2 separate regions of the Homo sapiens genome follow, and region 2 is linked to region 1. A link is a contact called in ENCODE Hi-C or POLR2A ChIA-PET data. All regions are on one chromosome and are shown on one strand. Each heading gives the region's core, a stretch centred on a gene start or an enhancer-like site at or near the end of the contact. The rest is flanking DNA. Distances are from core to core; before and after follow the strand shown.

Region 1 (3,395 bases), core at 365-2,864:
AACACGCATCACATTTAAAGATTCACGAGCCTCATAAAAGAGATGTAGCACTATTATTCTTTTTTAGATGTTAGCAGTGTCAACATGTGGCCAGCTAACTTCTCACAAGTGTAAGAGAAAGCGGTCTGTTGAGTTTCAATTCCTGCTTTAGTCAAAACAGGAGTAAGTAAAAATTGTGTCTGTTCCTTTTGAAAGACTTGTGCCATGGAAGCTACTATCGTTGTGGGTCTTTGTGTGTGTGAAATTAAGTGGATGAGGGAAAACCGAGGGAGTGTTGTGGGAGTTCAGCCTTTCTGAAGTGCCTGTGCTGGCTACTGCAGCTTAGAATCCAGGACTGGCATTTACAACCCATCATCACACAGGTTCTCTTGACCCTATGTGTCGAAATTTCACGTGCGCAGAGTGCTATGGCGGATGTAGGCAGAGCAGAGCCAAATGAATAAGGTAGTAAATCAGGAAAATAAGCCTTTCTTCATCTTGGAACTACAAAACAAAATGACGTTTTAGTTGTCAGCAGGTAAAGCCAGTGGGGCCGGAAAATGAAATACGTGTGACCACAGTGGTTTGCCCACTTACAAAATTATCCTGTTTTTAGCATCTTCAAACAGGCATGTCTTTCTAAGGTAGAGGACGCGCTATATAATATTCATTAGTCAGCCCCAGGAGAAGTGTCTCCTCCTGGTTCCCCTTCTATTGTGGCATCCTCATGTGCTCAAAGTGTAGTTTTACCTACAGGTGTAAATTAGCCTATTGATTTGAATTGAACTAGAGAAAGGCAATACAGGGAGCTTTCCCAAGTGACAATACAAATAAACATCTGCAGAGTAACCACTGCTTTGTCCCAAATACAGAAATTCTCTCTGCTTTGTTTTCCTTTAGCTTCCTAATTTGTGTGTGTGTGTGTGTGTGTGTGTGTGTGTGTGTGTGTGTTAAGACTGTACTATGATTTTATCTCTTTACTGAAAGAGATACATACTAAAGTTGTCCATTTAGGGGGAATAAAACCACATAATTTTGGTTTCATTAAAACAGTCCTTTTATTTCAAAAGTAAAATTCTTTCCCTTTCCCAGGCTTTAAAATACCTGTGAGTTGCCAGCCCGTTGTAGGGGTCAGACTCTCACCAAAACATTTCTTTTTATTTATTTTTCCCTTTTATAGTTTCACTTATGCCATGATAGACGTTACCAAGGACTTAACTCTCCCGGAGCTGATGCCTAGCATTTTAAATGATGGGATCCACATCCTGTCGGAGCAGCGGCTTGATGCCAGCGTTGAATTACTATTGAATAAGCAGCAATGAAATCTTTATCAAAATAATCAGTAGTTCCAAAAACCACAAATAACAACAGGAGCCGAGTTGTACTAAATCAGCAAAGACCATTGAGATATAATAAGTGACTGAGTCACTTTTTTCTACATCCCCCCCTCTTGCAAAGTCTACTCGGCTATTTTCTTGCACAGCCTGGGGGAGGGCAGGTGGAGGGAAGGAAGGGCATTGCTCAGAAAAGAAAAAAAAAAATTGACATCACTTAAGTCACATGATTGGCAAGAACCAATTGAGATGGGCTGTGGAAAGGGGAACAGTTAAATTTGTAATTTGGGTTGTGTGAAAACTTCTTTGGGCCTCATAAACAACCACAGAACCACAAGTTGGGTAGCCTGGCAGTGTCAGAAGTCTGAACCCAGCATAGTGGTCAGCAGGCAGGACGAATCACACTGAATGCAAACCACAGGGTTTCGCAGCGTGGTGAGCATCACCAACCCACAGCCAAGGCGGCGCTGGCTTTTTTTTTTTTTTTAATCTTTAACAATTTGAATATTTGTTTTTACAAAGGTGCATTTTTTAATAGGGCTTGGGGAGTCCCAGAGGTATCCAGCAGAGGGGAGAAGAAAGAGAGATGTAGGGCTAGAGGGGTGAGGCTGAAACAGTGACCTGTCTTGGTTTTCGCTCCGAAGGTAAAAGAAATCATTGAGTCCCCCGCCTTCAGAAGAGGGTGCATTTTCAGGAGGAAGCGATGGCTTCAGACAGCATATTTGAGTCATTTCCTTCGTACCCACAGTGCTTCATGAGAGGTGAGTACATGCTGGTCTTGTAATATCTACTTTTGCTCAGCTTTGCCTGTAATGAAATGGCAGCTTGTTTCACCTCGGTGCAGAGATGCCTCGGTGCCTGCCAGTTCCCTGTCTTGTTTGTGAGAGGAATTCAAACTGAGGCATATGATTACAAGTCTATTGGATTACTTACTAATCAGATGGAAGCTCTTCAGAAATGTTTTAATAAATACTTAGTTATGCTGTTGGAGTGTTCAGTCGGTGCGTGAGAACTTTGTCAAGTGCGAGTAAGTTGTGCTGGTCTTGTTTAAAGGCTTAGAGATTATGAAGCTTGCACGAAGCTCCCTGGGTTTTATTTTGCTGTCCCTTGCCCGGAATGCCTGTGTCTGAGTTATCCTTAACTCGGCATGCTGTGTGGCCCAGAATGCAGCCTGCCCTGGGGCTTAGCAGGCACATGCACAGAGCCAGCCAGGAGGGCTGGTGCCAGTGTGGGGCAGGAGGCGGAGGCTCTCAGATAGCCTTGCACCAGCCTGGGGACTTCAGGGCCAAAGTGGCAAGGCAGCTGTCTCTATAAGGCAGAGAGTACAGGAGACTGACAGACTTGGTTAGGTTAAAATCATCAGCATGGGGCTGTGCTGTGTTTTTCCTTGTAGCCTCAATGCAAAGAGACAACCAGCATCTTTCAAGAGAGAAAGGAAGCAAATTGTGGCATACCGAGGTCTCTCTGGAAAAGGGCAATAGAGAAGTTTCCCGAGTTAAGCATTCTCGCAGCTTAAGTCGTTAGATTACAGGCTTATGAATAGGAACAGCCAGGGTGGAAAACCTGTCTCCATTTTTGAAACCAGCCTCTTGAAATGGACAAAGCTGTGGTTGAGCTGTGAGTGTGTGAGTATGTGTGTGCATGTGCGTCTTGTGTATCTTTCGTGGTAAAAGAGGGCTGTGCTTAAACAAACAAAAATAATAACATAAAATGTCTCAAAGGCATTGCCGTGTGCGTCGGGGCACGCACTCTGACCAGTGCCTGCAAAGTGTATCTTGATGGTTTGGCAAAGCTGAGATGGAGTGGGCTGGGATGGGAGAATAATTAATTTTCTGGCTACAAACTCTCTTGAGCACCCAAATTGTATCTGTGACTCATTATTTATTCATACAGCTAAGTGAGCAGGGGAATGCAGAGGGCTTGCCGGCCACTTTATCACAGCAAATGCTATTGTGAATGCACGGGGCTGTATGTTTCCGGGTCCCTGAAATTAAAAAACTTGATGAGAGAGAGAGAGAGAGAGAGAGAGAGAGAGAGAGAGTGTGTGTGTGTGTGTGTGTGTGTGTGTGTGTGTGTGTGTGT
Region 2 (3,395 bases), core at 608-3,107, 2.3 Mb before region 1:
AACCCTAAAAACAGAGCCTGGCACTTGTGAAAACAACGTTCTAAGGCGTATTTTCTGACAATTTGGGCGGAATTCAAGAACCAAATGGTGCTAGCATTCCTGCGCTGTGCCCAGATTATGGGATTCGTGTCACCTAGGGTTGGGCGAAAGGCACAGGCAAGTAACCAGAGTCACTGACTCACTAATTTTACCATTTTTAACTATTTCAGATTAGGGAGGAGCCTTTCGCCAAGTACTGAGCTACTCAGCAGCTTTGGTGGCTCCGAAGCGAGAGTGGGTTTGTGCCTATAAATAGACTGGTGAAGTTTTGTGGCGATACACAGGTATCTATTCTAATTCACCTCTCCTCAGCCACCAACTCCCCCGGCTGCCGGGCAGGTCATCCCTCCACCCCGAGCCGCCGGGGACACTCGCGCTCCCCGCCCAACTTCGGAGGCCAGTGAGTGCCCCTCGCTCCAGCGCGGACCCCCAGGGCCGCCGAGGCAGCGGCTCCCGACCTTCGCCGGCGCCCGGCCCGGCCCGGCCCCGCCGTCCTCGCCCACCCGGCAGCCGGCCCCATTTTCTTAACCCGTGCATTGTCCTTGCGAATCACCCCGGCGGTTCCCACACTGGTGGGGACCGAGAGGAGGGACGAGGGAGGAGCTGGGGGAAGAGGATGAGGAGGAAGAGGAGGAGGAGGAGGAGGAAGACAACCTCCACCCCTTCGCTCGGGCGGCCAGTGAAGGTCTGGCGCTGTCTACGGCCCCCCAGGCCCCGGCTCCCGGGAGGCCGCGGCCCCCGCTCCCACCCTCCGCAACTTTCCCTCCGCTCGCGCCCGCCGCTCCTCCGGGACCCGGCCTGAGGCTCCCTCCCCCGGCGGCCGGCCCTGGGCCCGCGGCGCCTCCTCCTAAAATGGCAGGTCCCTCCCTCCGCCCGGCCGGCCTCGGCTCCGGCCCGGCTGCGGGCCGCCGGGGGAGCCGAGCGCCAGGCCGGGCGGGGCCGCGGCCGGGCCGGACACTCACCGGGACGATGGCGGGGCGCTCGCGCCGCTTCCTCCGGTGAGTCTCAGCCTCGGGCTCCCGCGCCGCGCTCCCGCCGCGGCCTCCGCAGCCAGCGCCGCCCCGGCAGCCTCTCTCCGCCCCCGGCGCTCCGGCTCCTGGCCGCGCCGCAGCCTGCTCAGTCTCTCCTCGGCTCGCGGTTCCAGCGGCGCCCGGGGCCGGGGAGGCGACAGCCCCCTCCCCGGCAAATACCGCAGTCCCCGGGCCCCGATTCCAGGCGGCGGGGCCGCACGGCCGGCCCGGCGCAGAGGGCGGCGTCGGCGAGGCCGGGCGCCGAGCGGCGGCTGCTGCCGGCGGCTTCTTCCCGAGGAGGATTTTGTAAATCTCACAAAATGGCGCGCGCTCCGAACCTGCGCAGCGAGAAGCGCCGGGGCCCGGGCGGCGGCGGCGGCTCCTCCGCCAGGAGAGCCCGAACCGCCCGCCCCCGAGTCCCCGCACAGACAGACAGACACTCGCACACACCCGCACACTCGCGCGCACAATCGCCCTCGCACACGCTCCCTCGCACACACACTCGCACTCACACCGGTCCCGCCTGCTCGCCGGCGGCGGCAGCGGCACCAACAGCAGCAGCAGGAACAGCAGCAGCAGAAGCGGCGGCGGCGGCGCCCGCACCCCCCGCTCGGGGTGTCCGCTCTCTGAGGCCGACCTGGGCCGCGATCAGCAGCAGCGACAGCAGCAGTCTCCCCGGATACCCCCGCCGCGGTTGCCGCCGCCACCCCCGCCTCACTCCAATGGGGCTTTTTATTATTATTCGGGCGGGAAGCGAAAGGGTTTAAAAAAAAACCAACCAACAAAATGGCGACGGACCGACCCGGTCGCTATAGCAACTGTCAATCAAAACGCAAAACCCCGGCTGACGTGCTGACGTCCTCCTCCCGCCCCCCAGCCCCGAGCCGGCGGGCGGGGCCTGTTGCTCAGGTAACGGCAGATTCCGTTCCCTCCTTTCCGTCTCCCCCTCTGTCCCCAGCCAACCACCCAACCCCCTCAGGTCACGTGAAGGATAAATTCGGAGCTCGGGTCCGCTACGAGTGTCAGAGGAGGGCGCGTGATTCGCCCGGGGGAGGGGAGAGGAGGGGGACGGCTAGGCCGAGGGAGGGTAGGGGCTGGGGAAGGGGGGGCGAGGCGGCGGCCAGGCCTGTGCGCGATCGCCCGCCGCCTCCCGGCCGCCCCGCCCCGCCCCGCGCCCGCGCCGACTGCGGCCCGGGGAGCGCGCGCGGCCTCCCGCGCCGCCGCCCCCGCAGCCCTAGCGCCCCGCGCTTCCGCGTCGGCGCCCGCAGCCCCGCCCGCGCCGGGGGGAGGGGCGGGCTGCCCCGGGCGGGGGAGGGGGAGGAGGAGGGGCGCCGCGGCCTTCGGGCGGGGACCCGGGAAGCCCACCCCGCGCGCCCGGGCCTGGAGGGCTCTCACCGCGGTCCGGGCGCCGCGCTCGCCTCTCTCCCCGGGAAGCGCGGCGGCCGCGACCGTCCGCGCGTGGAGCCGGTTCTTCGAAGGGCTGGCGGGCCTCCTAGCCGGAAAATGCCGGCGGAGGCCGTGGTGGGGGCGGGGAGGAGCCACCGCCGCGCCCCAGACATCGCAGGAATTCCGGACGCTGCGCCGGGCCCGGCGGCCCTGAGGCTGGCACCTGGCTCCGGTCGGGCCGCCCAGGTTTTGTGGCGCCCGAGACCAGCGTTGGGAAATTAGGCTGGAGCCATCATGAAAACTTTTTCAGGCAGTGCACGCTCGCCTGTGCCTGCCCATCTGCTTCCAACCTCTCCCCACCTTTCGGGGCGCAGCCTGCCTGCTCCATCGGAATGCCCTTTAGATGAATCCCCTTGTGCTGTTACTGTGTCCTTGTCGTCCAGCTCTCTGGTTTTCTTTTCTATACACCTTCTCGGTTTCCAGAGTCTTAATTCGCCTGCTTGTCCTTAACCATCAAAACTCTTTATTAATATCCTGGCTTTCGCTGATTTTTATTCTCCCTACCCCTTCTCCCTAGCTATGTATTGCTGGGTGAGCTCCCGAGGCTTGAAAACCCAAGTATGCTGTGCTGGCTGCGTTGTAATCGGTAGAGAGCCACCAGCTAAAAATTGTATTTTGTACCAACTCTAATGGCATTTAATAAATGTATACCTAAAAAGAGTGTGTGTGTATATATATACTATTTTACAGCAGAGTCACTAATTGATTTCTAAGCTTGATTTTGCCACCTTGTGATAGTGTTCGTAACCAATTTTTTTCATAAATTTCACAAATGTGACAACAGATAAAATCTTATAAACAATATTAGATGTAAAAAACTCGCAGTAAATGCCGCTGTCTATGCTACATGACTCAAATACACCTGCTTTAAATGATTTCCAGCAAAAATGTCCTTGCTAC

What was found. Hi-C counts contacts between places; a loop is a spot of excess contacts on that map. ChIA-PET counts read pairs that join two places held with the same protein, here RNA polymerase II (POLR2A). Pooled maps may share reads with other maps.
Region 2: a map of CD8-positive, alpha-beta T cell shows a loop between it and region 1 (22-fold over the local background). The contact joins the promoter of DYRK1A here to the promoter of RUNX1 in region 1. A Hi-C loop is called at or near these places in 1 of 168 maps with a recorded cell type or tissue (CD8-positive, alpha-beta T cell) and 7 of 50 pooled maps. POLR2A ChIA-PET finds 5 or more read pairs at or near these places in 1 of 52 experiments (OCI-LY7).

Annotation. Positions count from the first base shown.
Region 1 is chr21:35,047,521-35,050,915 of GRCh38, reverse strand. RUNX1 (RUNX family transcription factor 1) reads left to right here and starts at 1,614. Exons shown (of 9, transcript NM_001754.5): 1 at 1,614-1,748; 2 at 1,958-2,074. The coding sequence starts at 2,017. RefSeq lists enhancers at 1,772-1,891, 2,252-2,391.
Region 2 is chr21:37,365,235-37,368,629 of GRCh38, reverse strand. It overlaps DYRK1A (dual specificity tyrosine phosphorylation regulated kinase 1A), which reads right to left and starts at 1,857. Exons shown (of 12, transcript NM_001347721.2): 1 at 1,002-1,857. RefSeq lists silencers at 355-634, 745-884, 1,125-1,204, 1,395-1,544, 2,125-2,434 and 1 more and enhancers at 547-1,471, 2,785-2,864, 2,396-3,321.